2 separate regions of the Homo sapiens genome follow, and region 1 is linked to region 2. The links are chromatin loops, found by intact Hi-C in ENCODE. Cell type or tissue: right lobe of liver. All regions are shown on one strand. Links, peaks and the distances in the headings refer to the core of each region. The heading gives the core; the rest is flanking DNA.

Region 1 (8,345 bases), core at 259-8,258, 250 kb after region 2:
CTCAACCCAGGCATTCACATCCCCATACCCTCAGTTTTTAAGGTTTGCTTTACATCCTTTACCTCAATTATTTTTAGCCTTTTAGGATCATTATTTGGTGGACTAAAGTGTTTACTAGGGCCTGGGCTTGGAGTAGTACCAGACACTTGGGGGGTTGAGTTTTTGATGAGTTTGAGAATAAATCGCCCTACAGGGTCTTTCCCTGTGATGTCTGCCCCTAACCCATATAACCAAGAGTCTTCCAGAACTGGGGCCAGCCCATGTTTTCTTTTTAGATTTTTCTCAGAGTTAACTTTAAGGGTTCCTTAGGTGACCCATGCACTTTCCACTGGTCTTTTCCCCTCCTTTCCAGGGTCTCCTTTACCAGTCCCTTGACTCGAGTATAGTGAGTCCACCTCATGCAGCTGTTCGCATGGCTGTCTCAGTGGTCAGGAGCACTTGATAGGGACCTTCCCAGCTTGGGTGGAGCTTGTCTTCTTTCCAAGTCTTAATCAGCACCAAGTTACCAGGCTGAAAGTGGTGAGCCATGAACTCAAGAGGTGAAGTTTGAGTTAGAAGTCGTTTTAACCTAAGGGATGACAGGGTGGAGTATATGGCCACTATATAATTTCTTTAAAAATTGATCCTTGGTTTCCATAGCCGGAAGATCTGTAGCTCTGCGCAAATATAGGAGCCCATATAATGACTCGTAGAGGGGCAATCCCAAGTCTTTTATTGGTGCTTGTTCTAATCTAAGGAATGCTATTGGGGGACATTTGGTTCAAGGCATTTTAGTTTTTAAGATTAGTTTGGTGATATGCTTTGTGAGAGTTTGAGTCATTCTTTCTACTTTCCAGAGGAAGGGAGATGCCAAGGGGTGAGATAATCCCATTTAATTTGTAAACCTTCCATAATTCACCTTAACACCCTTGAGGTAAAGTGGCTTCCATTGTCTGAATTAATATTTTCCATCAGTCCAAAGCTAGGTGAATCTGTTTTAATATTATTTTGACCACATTCCCAGCAGTGGCTGTTGGAAGGGGAAAGGCTTCTACCCAGCCTGAAAGGTAATCTACCATCACCAGTAAATACTTTAGTCTTCCTACTTTGGGCATTTCTGTGAAATCTACTTGAATGCTTTGAAGTGGTCTTACTCCGGAGGTCTTCCTGTTTTCTAATCACCTTTTTGTTTATCTTTTGACAAGTTAACACAATTTCCACATGCTTGTTTAGCAAGGGTATAAATCCCTATACACCCATAATTCCTAAGTATTGTATCACACAAAGCCTGGGGTCCCCATTGACTCCATTTGTGTAATGTAGATACTAGTTTTCTCATTAGGGGTTTACTTATTTCAGGAAGTACCCATTTGCCATCTTCAGTCTGAGTGACCCCTGTCCTGTCTAATTCTTCCTCCTCCTCTCTGGTAAACTGGGGCCTTAATACTAGCTTAGGGATGTTTGGGAGCAGGCTACATAGTCTAATTTCTTCGTCCAGGGAGGCTTGCTTAGCAGCTTCATCTGCAAGCCTGTTTCCTGTAGCTTCTATAGTGTTCCCTTTCTGATGACCATTTACATGAACTATGGCTACCTCTGCTGGAAGGAGGAGGCTTTCTAAAACCTGTTTGACCAGTTCCCCAGGTACCAATTATTTTCCCCTGCTATTTATTAGACCCTGCTCTGTCCAGATTTTTTCAAAAGTGTGTTCCAACCCATTAAGCATATTTAGAATCAGTATATATAGTGCCTTCTTTGGCTTTAAGGAGCTTTATGGCCGGGTTAAGACCATATAATTTACAGATTTGGGCTGACCAGCCATTAGGTAATCTACCTTTCTCACATAGGGAGTGTTTATCTCCATCAGTGACAGCATTGCCATCTCTCGTTCGTCACAACTCATCCACAAAGAGCCTTATCCCATCATGTAGTGGAGCTTCCCTAAGGTTTGGTCCTACTTTGGTTTGTTATTCTATGATATCTAAGCAGTTCTGGTCTGATGTCTTTGATCTCCTCTCCTTTCCATAGGAAACTGGCTGCATTTAGGCAAATATTTGTTGTTACAAGCAAATAATTTTTTTTCTTAATAATATGGCTTCATATTTTATGAAGAACGTGTTCAAACTATCTCCCGGCTTTTGGTTTAATATATTCCTGACCTGGTGTGGAGCGCTTACTATTAGGGCCCCAACAAAGGTTAGCTTTCTACTCTCCTACCAGCAGGGCTGTGGCAGCACTGCTTGCACGTATTTGGGCCACCCCTGAGAGACAGGATCGAGAAGCTTGGAGGCAAAAGCAACAGATTCCCTCTTCCCTCCCCAGGTTTGAGTGAGCACCCCAAGGGTGATCCACTGTTACCAACAGATGGAATGGTTTCTCTAAAGATGAGAGGACCAGGACCGGGGCTGTAATGAGGGCCCGCTTTAGCTCTTTTACCACCTGAATTTCCTTTGAGGACAATTGCAAGGGATTGGGTTCTTCTTTTAGTAACTTGATATATAGAGTCTTTGTCTTTTGATCATATGAGTCAATCCATAACCTATAGTAGCCAGTTAAATCTAAAAATTTTTGGAGTTCTCTTTTTGTCTTAGGCAAAGGCAGACCCACTATTCCCAGTATTCTCTCTGGGTTTATTCTTCACATCCCTTCACTAATCAGGTGTCCTAAATATTTAACTTCTTTTTCTGCAAACTGCAGTTTGTTCTTAGATACTCGCAATCCCCTTTCTCCTAGGAAATTAAGCTTGTGGTGGTTTCTGATACCTCGGTCCTCCTCTCCCCAGAAATTAAAAGATTATCTATGTATTGTAACAACTGGGTTCCCCTGGAAGGTTGAAATTCCTCCAGGACTTTTTCTAAGATTTGACCAAATACGTTTGGGGCTTCTGTGAAACCTTGTGGCAGCACAGTCCAGGGGTACTGTTGTTTTCTCCTAGTTATAGCATCTTCCCATTCAAAGGCAAAGAGGTTCCCTAATCCTAAAGTCTAGGGGACATGCCCAGAATGCATCATTTGGATCCACCACATTGAACCACTTACGTTCATAGGGTATCTTACTAAAGAGGGTGTAGTGTTTAGTCACCACAGGGTGGTAGGTCTGGACAGTTTGATTTATAGCCCTTAGATCTTGTAGCAATCTATACAACCCATCAGGCTCTTTGGGAGAATTGGAGTATTGTAACATGCAGGGTTTTAATTGTCCATCGTTAATCAATCCCTCTATTACCAGTTGGAGACCTTTTCTCCCTTCAGTGGAAATGGGATATTGTTCTCTGCAAACTACTTCTGGTTGTTTTAGGTTAATCTGTAAGGGTGTGATTTTTAACCCTCTGTTGCCTTCCCTAACCCTCACAAGGGGATTTAATTTTTCTTTCCTCCTCCTCTGTCAGGAGGCCCATCATTACTTTTATTTGTCCTTCCTCTATTCCTAATCCTAAACCCAATCTCACAATCAGGTCTCGACACAGGAGGTTAGTTCCTACTTCAGGAACAAGTGACGCCTCAATTTGTTTTGCTCCTGATGTAATTAAAATTTTCTTAAATATTGGAACCTGAAATCCCTCCCCTTTTACCCCTGATACTTTCAATTTTTCCTTAGAGAGTTCTGTAGCCCTTGGTTGGTGAATTAGGGAGGAGTGAGCTGCCCCAGTATCAACCAAAAATGTCACTTCTCCCTCAGGTCCCACCTTCAAATTTATTAAGGGTTCCTGGTGGGATCTACTCAGAAGGTGCTCCTGCCCCCGACTAGTCTTCATCAATAGTCATGAGGGGTATCACCTTTTCTTTTTTCCATTTAGGACATCCTCTCTTCAAATGCCCTGTCTTTCCACACTTGTAACATCCACTCATAGTCTTAGGACCTTTTCCCTGCATTTCCCTTCTTTCTTTGTGTTGAAATCTATAATTCCCTTGTCTCCTAAGTGGGGGATCTTGATGTAAGTCTTTTCTGACTACCTCTTCCACAGTGGAAACCATGATTTTTGCTTTTTGTTTCTGCTTCTCTTCCTTTCTCCTTACAAAGACCCTCTGAGTTTGCCTCAGTAAATCCTCAGTTGGTTTCTCTTTCCATCCATCAATCTTTTGTAATTTTTTGGTAATGTCAGGCCAGCTCTTAATTACAAAGTTAACCTTCAAAAGGCATTGCCCTACTGGGTCCTCTAGATCTAATCCGGAGCATTTTCTCATCTGATCTCTGAGCCTATATAGGAATGCAGAAGGAGTTTCCTCTTTTTCTTGTTGAATCGTGAATGTGTCCTATGTCCTACGAGTGGACTCCTTGATCCCTTTAATTATTAGTTCCTGGAGATCCTACATTTGGGCGCAGTCCCTGGGATCATTATTATCCCATTCAGGATTAACATTTGGAAATTTTTGTTTGGCTGGTGAGACTTCTTGCCTGGGAGGGTGTTGCCTCTCCCAGATGGTCATGTCCACTCTCCTGATCATTCCCCTTTCTCTTCCTATGAATAGGATATTCTTGATGGACATCATTTCAGCCCAGGTGTAAGAGCTGTATCCTAGGAATTGGTCCAGATGGTCTGCTAAACCGAGTGGATCTTCTAGGAGTGGTTTCATTTTTTTCCTGAAATTCCTAATTTCAATACTTGCAAGAGGAGCATTTACAAAGCCAGTCTCTCCCTGTCCCATGGGAACTCCCCTAAGAGGGAACATGCTAGGTGCCTGCTGTGTGGAAGGAATAGGGAAGTTCTCAATATCCCTCTTACAGTGTTCTTTTCTTAAATTTGGATAAGGATTTAGAGGAGCAGTTGGTTTGGCTCCGCCATGGTGTCCAGGTCTTTCCTCCTCTAACCCTCCTGCTGCCCCTTGATTTTCCTGTCCCCTATTTTGTGAGATGTATGGAGGGGCATGGATGATAGGGTCCCAGGGCTTTTCCCTGGGTGAGGGATTTTTACTAGGCTCTTTTTCTTCTTCTTTAAGTGGGAATATGGGGCTAATTCCTTGATCCAGCAGAGAGCATAACCTGTCTCTTGTGAGGTTGGGGTTTTATTATTCACATAGAGAATTAAAGCTTGGCACACCTAATTTTTATCTGAGCCAAACTTAGGCCATAGGACTATGCTGGTAAATGTCAGAGGGAGTCTCTTTGGCTCCCTCTTTCCCTTGTCCCCTAGGCCTAGAATTTCTGTTTCCCATTTTTGGTCAGTCTGTGTCTGAGCTTTTCCCTGTGTTCTCAGCACCCCCTACTGGAGGTTTCTTGCACACCCATGGAATCACTTCATCCATTCTCTGGCCATTCTTTGTCCATTCTCCTCACGGGAGAACGGAACCATGGATTGGGACTCTGCACTTGCTTCATATCTAGGGTACATCTCAGTCACACACACTCAACCTCTGAAAATGCCCAACCACCAAGACAGTACTTACAGTCCAATTTTCCTCCCTTGGCTTCTGCACGAGGTTGCCTGGTTGCTGCAGTGCCTGCTTTTCTCCCTGTGTCGCCTCTGCTGCCTCCTGAATAACAGTCTCAGGTTTGTCTGTGGCTTCTGTGGGGAGCCAGGATGCCCGGACAGAGTGGGCCACCCAAATCGGGTGGGACACCTCTGCCCTCTCGGCTGGAGTCCCACTCCATGCAGGCACAGAGATCCCAGACAGGCCCCCAGGTTTGTGAGAAACACAGATTCACCTGTCCAAACCCAAAGAATGGACTTGGAGACACAAACAATGGAAGCGAGACTTTTAATGGTGGTCTTGCAAGATGGAGTGTCTGGTAGGCAGGCACACCCGGGGCAGTTACAGCAGGTAATTTATTTCCTAGCATCCAAATCTCACTGCAACCTCCACCCCGCCTGGTTCAAGCGATTCTCCTGCCTCAGCCTCCCAAGTAGCTGGGATTACAGGCGTGCATCACCACGCCCAGCTACTTTTTTTGTATTTTTAGTAGAGACAGGGTTTCACCATGTTGGCCAGGCTGGTCTCAAACTCCTGACCTCAGGGTCCACCCACCTCAGCCTCCTAAAGTGCTGGGATTACAGGTGTGAGCCACCGCGCCCAGCCTAAATACAGTTTGTTTGTTTTTTTAAGTAGGCCACTGCCTCCACCTTTGTACAGAGAAATCCCAGGTTCCTCCTGTCAGAACCTAGCTAGACCCTGGAATAAGATACCAAGACCAGGCTTGCCAACTGTGGCTTGGCATAGAGTTTGTGTTTGACCTGGGGTCAGGGCCTTGTCTACACACTTTTTTTTTTTTTTTTTTTTTTTGAGACAAGGCCGTGCTCTGTCATCCAGGCTAGAGTGCAGTGGCTCACTGTAGCCTCAACATTTGCATTACATGTTGATTTATATAATTAATGGATGGTGTTGCTTATTATCGATTGATTGTGAATCTGGCCACGACAAATTTATTCTAATTGTTTATTTTCTCAGATTATTTATGTAAATAGTAATAACTGTAAATAATAATCTATTTCAATTTTTTTCTTCCAGTGATTGTACCTCAGTTCATTTTACTGTCTTATATGTTGGCTTCGTCAGAATGTTTCATATTATGTTGAAAATAGTAATGATATATATAATAGCATTCTTATCTTGTTCCTGATGTATAAAGTAATAGTTCAGAAGTTTCTCCATTAATTATATGTAGGGGTATAGCAGGTAAAAGAAATAAATTTTTATTCCTGGTTTGCCAAGAGCTCTTATCAAAATGTGTTAAATTTTATCACACTGTTTTTATGCTTCTGTTGACCTTTTTTTTCTCTCCTTTAACTTTATGGAATCTTAAGTCATACAAAGTATTTTATTTTTGTGTAGTCAGATTTGTCTATTCTCTCTTTTATAGTTTCTAAATAACCTGTTGTACTTTTTAAAGTACCTTCAAACTCTAGGTTATAGAAATATTTTCCTTTTTTTTTAATACTTGGTTTTAAATCTTTGTAGCATGTATCTTGGTGTGTGGTATGACATGGAGGTGCATCTTCTTTGTGTTACTTCAGATGGATGTTTAATACAATATTGTATTGAGTGCAGTGCTCCTGTAAGTTTTAATATTTGTTTGTAACAATAATAAGGAAGACTAATGGTTTTTTCAAAGTTTACTCAAAAGTAAAAGCACACACGTAAAGAAAAAGAGAATGTAAAGAAAAAGAGAGAATATCTGACGTGGACCAACTTGAGCCTATAGATTTTTTTTATTGGTAAGTCAAAAGCAGGGCCAAGAAAAGAAATTATCCAAATTGAATTTTCTCATTATATTAGTCTGTTTTCATGCTGCTGATAAAGACATACCTAGACTGGGCAATTTACAAAAGAAAGAGGTTTAATTGGACTTACAGTTCCACATGGCTGGGGAGGCCTCACAATCATGGTGGAGGGCAAAGAGGAGCAAATCACATCTCGTGTGGATGGTGGCAGGCAAAGAGAGAATAAGGAAGACACAAAAGCAGAAATCCCTGATAAAACTATCGTATCTTGTGAGGCTTATTCTCAAGAACAGTATGGGGAACCCACCCCCATTATTCAGTTATCTCCCACTGGGTCCCTCCCACAACATGTGGGAATTATGGGAGCACAATTCAAGATGAGATTTGGATGAGGACACAGAGCCAAACCCTATCACTTATTACCCAAGTTTTATCAGACTGGGAAAACAACATTTCAGTCCCTTAAGTAACAATTTTAGAGGGAAGATCTACGGCTAACAGTTATTCATTGTGCACATCAGGATAAACCAGTTAACCAAATTTTGATATGCCTCATTTATTATACACAAAAACAAAAAGGCCTTTTTGTTTTTAGTTAACATTAAACTAGCTTTTATTCCAAAACAAAGAAGTCGGTCCAGTAAAACTATCTTATATTTTGAAGAAAACATATTTAAGAATTGCTTTGGACAACAGAAACTGTTATCTTATGAAACCTAAAAACTTTATTAAATTCTGAATGTAGCATGTGCCTGCCTCCCATTTTTGCCTTGTAAAGAACTCAGTATGCTATTAAATTATTAACTTAGTTTATTTGAAATAGTTCCAAGATATTTCATGCCTCCAAGATTAAAACTAAAACCCAGGTTAGCAGTTTTGAAGAAGAGTGGACATGAGCCTTGAACATTATATATATTTGTTACATCTGATAGAGATATTTTAAATTGTCTGCTAAAAACCCTCTTGCTTTGTAGATGGGAAAACTGAGAGTTCCAGTGGCTATTTACTTGCTCCAGCTTTTATTTCCAGTTCATAGCAGAAGCAGGACTTAAACTTCAGGTCTTTTCGTCTCAATCACATGGTCTTTCTCTTTGCATTGTGTATTTGATAACGTTTTTAAATAAAACAAAGCATTTTGCAACTAGTGAAACTGTACAAAAAGTCATATAATGTGACCAGAAGGGAGATTATTAAAAATTATAATTTCACTTAA
Region 2 (8,345 bases), core at 110-8,109:
AATAATTGTGCTGGCACCAGTGTCCCCTCACTCCTCTCCCAATGTATTTTGTGTCATCTATGCTTGTTACAACTCATCCCCCTTCATCTGCCCATAAACTGCAGTCATGATATTTCATGATATTATGAACACTATGTAATTTACAAATGGCCTCGCATACCTAAAGGACTGTTTAGAAAGAAAGAATAAATTGTTGCAGAGAAAGCTAGAGAAACAAGTGGAATCGCGAAGTTTCATTAGAGACAGCTCAAAGGAAGAGATTTTTACAGTGGTAGTTTCTTATTCTTAGACAAGGAGCAGACACTTGCAGGGGGGAAATAAAACAGGCAGCTATTTTGTGTTCCTAATTAAATTGTTTGCCACCAGTGGCAAAACAGAATCTGCCGCTATTAAACAGGCCACATCAAGGTAATCAACACTGGCTTACTAAATCTATTTCAGTGCAAGAGAGAACTGCAAACCTAAACAAACAAACAAGCAAAAAAATACATTGCATACCTTTGAAGTACTTTTTGTATATGAGAAGCCTGCCTCGAATGTTGAAAAAAGCAAAAGCCTCGAATTCACAGGAAGCAACATTTTTAACCTGCCCCACTGTATCCAGGTGTCAGGGAGATTCTGAATAGTCGGTAATTCTCAAAGCTACAGAACAGGAGTCTGCTTTTTCTCCCACACCTTGATGCACAGTTCCTATTAAATGTAGCTGGAGTTACAAACCATAGGAGAAAAAAATGCATCTGTCTCCTCTGCAACATTAGAATTGTGAACTGAATATTCTCACTGCCTGGGGTTTCATAGAAAACATCTGAATTATCTTTCAATGTACTGGAAAAATAAACATTAACTGCACACTTGTCCTTCTCATTTTCTGCTTTGGGATCATGCAATGCTAGTGTTAGTTAAAATATTTTTTAAATTATAACTCTCAAAGTGTTAGGACTCTTGCAATTGTACCACATCGTTGAACGTTTCCCTGGTAAAGACGTTATTCTTTAAACTGTGGTTTTCTGTTCACATCACAAATGAGAAATAGTGAAGAGATAATGCGAGGTTTAACTAGTATTTAGACATTTCTACTTTAAGACACATTTAGGTGCTTTAAGAGATAAACAGTTCCCCAGCCCACCCCACATGCGCCCCCACCCCTGCCCTGCCTCCCGGCACCCCCATGAAAACTGCAGAGTCAAGTAGTAGGGGGAAAATATAGTTCCCTACAAGGGTTTACTTCCTAATGCTGCTGCCTGATTTTAGTTCCCAGACAAGTGACAAGCCAAAACAAAAAGATAAATAAAAATCAAACACATATACAACAACAAAAACAACCCCTCACATTAACATAGGGGCCTCCTGGTGCTGGAAGCTGAAACTCCTCACAGGATCTTCTATACGCAAAAATCTGGTCTTATTTTTCTTTAACATAAGGAGAGAGTAAGATAGGGCTGAGAAATGTGATCTCTGCTGGCAGAAAAGAGAATAGAATCAGCTACTTTTATGAACACATTTAAAGCCTGTGTCATAACTTCAGAAACCTTGATGTGATTGAAGCTTAGTAAATTTCAGGAGATCTGCTTTAAAATGGTTTTGTACTATTCTTTGAGAAGTCACTTTGTTTTGCCAGCTCTGGATGCTAATAGGGACTGGTATTTTTTCCTGGCTGTGTCAATGACATCACACAAGTTGCACTCCACGATGACAAACATAGAGGAACAAAGTCCACAGAGGCATGGGCAGCAGCGATCAGGGAAAATGCCATCATGCAAAGCTCTCTCTGGTTAGATAGCTTGCATTTTCTGAGTGTTGGTTGCTTACTTGTTCTTAAAGATATACATCTTTCTTTAAGAAATTAAAGAAATGTTAATCTGGAAATCAACATAGGGTCTTTTCTTCATTGTATGAGAAACATCATTGTAAATATCACTTCTCTCTGCATTCATGAAATGCTGATTATTAAGAATATATATCATAATCCACAAAAATCTAGACACTGATCTTTGTTAGCTATTTCACATATAAGATAATATGTTCATAAAGATGTATACAGATAATTTAATGTAGAATTTAATAATCAGCCCAGTTTATGTGCCACTGAAAGACATAGTACTTAGGAAATACAGTATATTTCTGTTTTTCTAAGAAAGTTAGGGAGTATGTTTAATTAATGCTAAAATGCAATAGAATTCCTATGGAAGTACTTATGACATCCCCATGAATACCAAATGAGTTCATTATGATCTGTGTTATTACAATGAATACCACATGAATTAATAATGCTGGAACACTCAAAATGAAGTGTTACCAAGTGTTGTGGTATAACAAATATGGTTAAATATTATGTGATTAAAGTTATTATAAGCTGAGTTTCGATCAAAAGAAAGCAAAATTCCATCTCTATTTCAGGGAGTTAAGAGTGGAATCAAACTGTTGTTTCTACACGTTGTGATTCTTAACTTTCAACAGTCCCTTAAAGCCTTTCTCCAAATACTATAATCATTTAAATTACCTTGGTTAGAAGTGGCAGAGGAGGTGGGTGGGGGTGGATGGAGTGATGAAGGGAGGTTGGCAGGCAGAGAAGTTGTGGAAGGAGCAACTAATATACCTCAGGAATTCACCCAACTTGGAAGTATATATATGATTTTTCCATAGTTTGCGTTTTAAGACATGGAATTTTCAGTTCAGTTATTCTTGTCTACTGACAAGCTTATTAAAATAATTATTTAGTATGTATTTCAGGACAGTGAAGCCATAATGAACAAGAACATTTTCTTCAGCTTTCAAGTTGAAGTCCTACTTTTATGTGTCGGAGATTCCATAACAATTTCTAAAATCAATTATTTTAAATAATACATCCCAACTGTATTTGTGTAAATTATTGCTGCACATTCTGCTGTAGGAAAGCTGGACTCTACATCTGCATTGTATTATTTATGCACTTAGATGTAATACGGTGTAACAATTCATATCTATTGTAGATTTAGTAAGACATGAAGGCAGAAGTGGATTTAATCAGACATGTAATTATTTTTATGCCTTCAACTCAAAAATATGCGTAAATGAATTTATGGTTATTTGGCAATCAGTGGAAATGGTCTTTATAAATGTTGAAACAGCTGCTGGCAAATATATTTGCAAAAGAAGGAAAACGGCACTTATCTTCTAGTCGGGTAAATGATAAAGGAATGACTGTTAGCCGTAATGCAGTATCCTAGCTGTTAAATATTTGCTTCGTCATCCTTAACATTACACAAACATACATTCAACATAAGAAAAACTTGCAGTTCTTTCCTTCTGTGATAATGGAGCACATTTTCTCATAAGAGGATTTTTAGAACACCTCTGTGTCTGAGAATGCTCTTTTCTTCTGAGTCTGAGCAGTTGCTGTCATGCTGTTTCACTTGTACATTCCCATTTATTCTATTATTTGTGGTATCATTCCAGTTCTTGAGATAGAACACTCTCATTTAAAATAATGGGCCATGATAATGCACACACTTCTGTCAAATATGTTGATTCTGGTGTCTATTAGGATTTCTCACTGTTGCTTTTACAACGGCTTTAAGACATTCGGAAAACTTTCCTTCCACAGAGCGTAAATGCAGTCCTCGTACTACCTGGTTATGATTACTTCGTTGTGTTGAAGCATCTAATAAATTACATATCGGTAAATGTAGATCTTGGACAAATACCCCAAGAAAATCTAATTCTCTTGAAGTGCATCTTTTTTCATTCTTTCAAGTTTTCAGTTTAAATTTAGTGCCTTTGACTGGTGAAAAATTAATAGCACTGGTACCTGAAATCTTCTCTATAACCTGTGGTGGAGGAAAAGCTTCCTAGAACCTTTCTAACGTGTCAATTACAACCCAGATAGATTACTATATGAGGAATTATTTCATTTTTCTTGGATCAAATATAAAACAGCTATAATATTTTTAAGTTGTACTGAAGGAAGCATGGTAAAGACACTCCTGCACTCAGGGCTAGGGCAGGCAACATAAACAAAGCTGTCACTCTCTCTACAAGGTGAGCTTGTATTTGAGCATGCATTCGGATTGTATGCATATGGTGATTTCCAACACTAACCGTTTGGGTGATACTCAAATTATAACACACCACTGACTTAAAAGTCACTTGCATCCGACTTTTGTAAATCATGGGGTTCTCTTTCATTCAGGTATGTTGTCTCAGTGATCAGTAGCATTTCCAATAAATTATACACTGACCAGTTGGCAGAGCTTCTGCCCGTTATTGGAGCAAAGCCTGCAAACCTCCTCTGTCAGATGCTGCATTCCCAGCCCTCAGCCCCCTAACGTAGCAGAGTTCCTTGGCAAACGACAGAGTGCCCTCTGTTGATGGAAAAAGTAATGCGCAGCGGAGGATACAGAGAGAAGCTTTCCTACTAGAAGTCGCAGAGCTGCCCGTTAGCCGATACACATTTGTGATGTAAAAATCACATTTTAAATTATAAAAATATTGATTTAATGAATATTGAGAGAGTACAGATGATTGCAAATTCAGACACAATTGTTGGAATTATGTATTTAGATAGATACACACATAAACACGCTAGTTATTCAGTTTCTACATACCTGGAAATGCTACGTAAGACGACTCCTTTTTTACTCTGTGCAGTATAGATTCAACCTACACAAGCAAATATTTCGTTTCAAATTTTTCTGCAACCGAATAGAACATTTAGCATGAACAATGATGCTACATGCTCAGGCTCTATACACTTAACTAATGTTAAAAATGAAAAACTGTAAGAATTCCGCTGAACAGAGATTTCTAATTCCTTCAGGTTTAAGGAGGGAAATCAACAGAAAGCAAAACCGCTGAGAAAAGCCTTTAGCTTCAGCGTTGTCTCTGCAGGGTGAGGAAAAATTGATAGCCTGGTTTGCTGTTACTGCTTTCAAACTAAGTTCCAGTGAGCCTTCATAAAACAGTAAATTGTATCACAATTTTAAAGCAGTAATTCACTAAGCACTCACTTCTTCACTTCCATGTTTCTATTTGCTTTCTTTTGAAATGGAAAAAATCAAATCTCACAGAAGTGATATCTTTACATTTTAAGGCCATTTCATATGTTAATTAGTTTAAAAGCAACATGAAAAAATGTTAGCTTGCACAAATACTTGCAGTTAACATTTTTTAAAGTGTGACTTTCTTGACTATTTTGGAGAAATAAACTCTGGTTGCTGTTGCAAGTTGAAAATGTTTCTGCCTGAGAGGTTGCATTTTGGGATCTGCACGGATTTAAATACTCCTCTACCTGCTTCTTCACTTAAATTTGAGTATTTGCAGCCACAGAATTAACCTATTGTAATGACTTGATTGCAATCTTCAATTTTATTGTTATGAAGGAAGAGTTTTCTTTCAAGGTTTATTTGCAAGTGTTAAATGGAATTAAGACAAAAAAAATCTTTATGCCATTTCCAAGAAACTGTTACCTAGAAGAAAAGGAAAGAGGATGTTAAATGGAGTTTTCAGATTTGTTGCTGGTACTGATGAAATTAACCAGATAAATTGTTTGGTACTCATTTTCATTTTCCTTACAGAGGCTCTGAGATTTTTTTTTAAGTAGTTTGCCAATTCTTGACTTCTTCATACCCAATCTTTATTTATATGAAATCACTTTTTTAAGTGTGAATTCACATACTATTCACAAGGTTTGTTGGCATAAGAATGAGATATGTGCTAAGGAAATCATTTAAAATGTGAGCTGGAATTCTCGATTAGTGGTAACAGTCTGACAAAATGGAGCCAGTGATGGCTCGAGTTTGTTAATATACACAGTCCAAATAGCAACATGAAAACTAAGAACTTCAGTTCGTTGGTGTGCTTGAGATTTCAGCTCACTGAAACCTCTGCGTTAGAGAGGAATTGCAAACAGAAGAGAATGAGATCCTGTTGTATGACAGGAATGATACTGCACTGGGGATTTTTAGGATTCCGAAGTATTTTACCAATACTCCCTAAATATGCTTTCCTACTTATTCTCGGCTTAGCCCTTACACTTTGATCTGATATTTTTCAAGCTTTTTCTTTCCTTAAACAGTATAATCATTTTGTTTTTCTTTCTGATCAGGAATATAATGATCTCACTTCTATTGCTTTTTTCAAACAGTAAGATTACATTTAAACAATGACAGGGAACAAAACTTAAGTATGATAAACACTTTTCCCATTGCTATAAACAACTGAAAAATAACAAAATTATCAAAATATTCTCATTTCAAAATTTTTCATTTTGTTTTATTTCAAAAATGCAATGAAGTCTCAAACATTTTCTTTTCCACCATTTTAATTGAAATTGGAAATTAAAATAAATTCTGTTTAAAGGGAAAACTAATTTTTAGTTAGAAATTAAACTCAAAGTATAATTTGCTTATACATTAATAAAGTATATATAACGTAAAGTATATTTAACCTTTTAAAGTTTTCCCCTTCCCTAGATAATTTTGTTATTTAAATGAATTGAATTATAAAATAATCTCATGGCACTGTGTAATATTTTACGATACAATCCAGTTAAAGAGGTGCTAAATATTTTAGAAACAGCCCACCAGAGGGCAGTCAGCTTTTAGTCTAACGTGTTGGAAATAGATAAATTTATTATGATGGCTAAGTTTTAAATAAAATATCTATTTAAATCACATAACTTCTTGCATCTAGGAGGTGAACAAAGTGAAGTTATGACTTGAGATTGAGAAGCCTGAGGCTTCAAACCATTTTGATAAAAAATCACCAAAGGACTAACAATTCTAACAATTGCCCTTCTGTACTCCCTCACACTCAACCTTTTCATTGTGATATTTATGTTTGGTTATAAAGTAAGATTTATTTTGATTTGAGATGTTTTGGTGCATTAATTTTTTTTCTAATCAGTGGAGACTTTGGGACAAGCTCCTGCTAAGAGAGAAAGAGAGAAGAGAGATTTTGTTTTCTTGCTCACCTGTCTGTATATTCCTACTAATTCCAAAATGAGTCTACTGTGGGTTTTAATGGAGCTTAATAATATTATTATACAAATGACACAGAAGAGATTCTGGAACATATGAATGGTGATTGGAGAATACATGGTTTGTTTCCTTGTGTAAACTCTAGGGGTGTTGGGCACTAAGTTGCCTCCAGTCACCTTAATAGTCAGAGATAATAACATCCACTTAGAAGAGGATTAAAAGAACACTGAAATCCTTGCATGTATTATTTTATTTAAAATAAAGAAGAGTCCATCTCTACTAAAGATACAAAAAAAAAAAAAAAAATAGCCGGGCGTGGTGGCGGGCACCTGTAGTCCCAGCTACTCGGGAAGCTGAGGGAGGAAAATGGCATGAACCCGGGAAGTGGAGCTTGCAGTGAGCCAAGATCATGCCACTGCACTCCTGCCTGGGTGACAGAGCAAGACTCCATCTAAAAAATAAATAAATAAATATAAATAAGAGTCATTGAGGTTTGGACAATGTTTTGTCATTGTTGTTATTACTATTATTATTGGCAAAATTCTGGTTGTCAAATTTCTGAGCCCTGAAAACAAAATCCTTCTCCTAAAGTCTGCAAAAGAGGCCATGAGTGAACAGAAATATTTATGAGAGCTGAGGTGCTTTCAGATACTCACTTGCTAGATTTCTTATAATAATCTTGTGAGGTATAAGACCCATGTTAAATAACTTGGTCAAGGTAACAGAAATGAGACTTATACCTTGTCATTTTCCTCTTCTCTCACTTGCCTTGGAATTAAGAAACAAAGAAGCTAAAGATTTTTTTTCCTTGTGTTGTTTATTTATTTTTGTTTTATTGGTTTTGGAACCCAAGTTTCCCTAATTATAAAAATTATTCACGCTTATAAGAAAATAATGATCTTAGCAAAGACATAGAATAAATCTAGATGCCCACCAAGGACAGACTGGATAAAGAAAGTGTGGTACATATACATCATGAAATACTATGCAGCCACAAAAAAGAACAAGATCGTGTCTTTTGTGGGAACATGGATGGAGCTGGAGGCTATTATCCTTGGCAAACTAGTGCAGGAACAGAAAATCAAATACCAGATATTCTCACATATAAGTGGGAGTTCAATGATGAGAACTCATGAACACAAAGAAGGAAACAACAGACACTATTGTTGAGTCTACTCAAGACTCTGTTGTTGGGTCTACTTGAGAATGGAAAGGGGGAGGAAGGAGAGGAGCAGAAAAGATAACTATTGGGTACTGCACTTAATACCTGAGTGATGAAATAACCTGTATAGCAAACCCCCATGACACGACTTTACCTATGTAAAAAACCTTCACATGTACCCCCAAACCTAAAATAAAAGTTAAAAAAGAAAAGAATGATCTTATAAA

What was found. A loop is a pair of places that touch in the nucleus more often than their neighbours do. Peaks named below come from ENCODE experiments on the same cell type or tissue, not always from the same donor. Only the 100,000 strongest peaks of a DNase experiment are listed, where the experiment ranks them.
Region 1: it touches region 2 in a loop (6-fold over the local background); 85 of 110 quality-filtered maps call a loop at or near these places.

The regions. Positions count from the first base shown.
Region 1 is chr7:21,502,637-21,510,981 of GRCh38, forward strand. All of the region lies in intron 5 of SP4 (Sp4 transcription factor), which reads left to right. Among named protein-coding and RNA genes, the nearest start is that of MIR1183, 36 kb to the left of the region's middle. In right lobe of liver, for the core only: a CTCF peak has its summit at 5,180 (motif pointing left); DNase peaks (open chromatin) are centred at 5,195 and 6,105.
Region 2 is chr7:21,249,913-21,258,257 of GRCh38, forward strand. No RefSeq gene overlaps it. Among named protein-coding and RNA genes, the nearest start is that of SP4, 170 kb to the right of the region's middle. In right lobe of liver, for the core only: CTCF peaks have their summits at 4,339 (motif pointing left) and 6,562 (motif pointing right); DNase peaks (open chromatin) are centred at 1,709 and 4,329; H3K27me3 peaks cover 2,494 bases.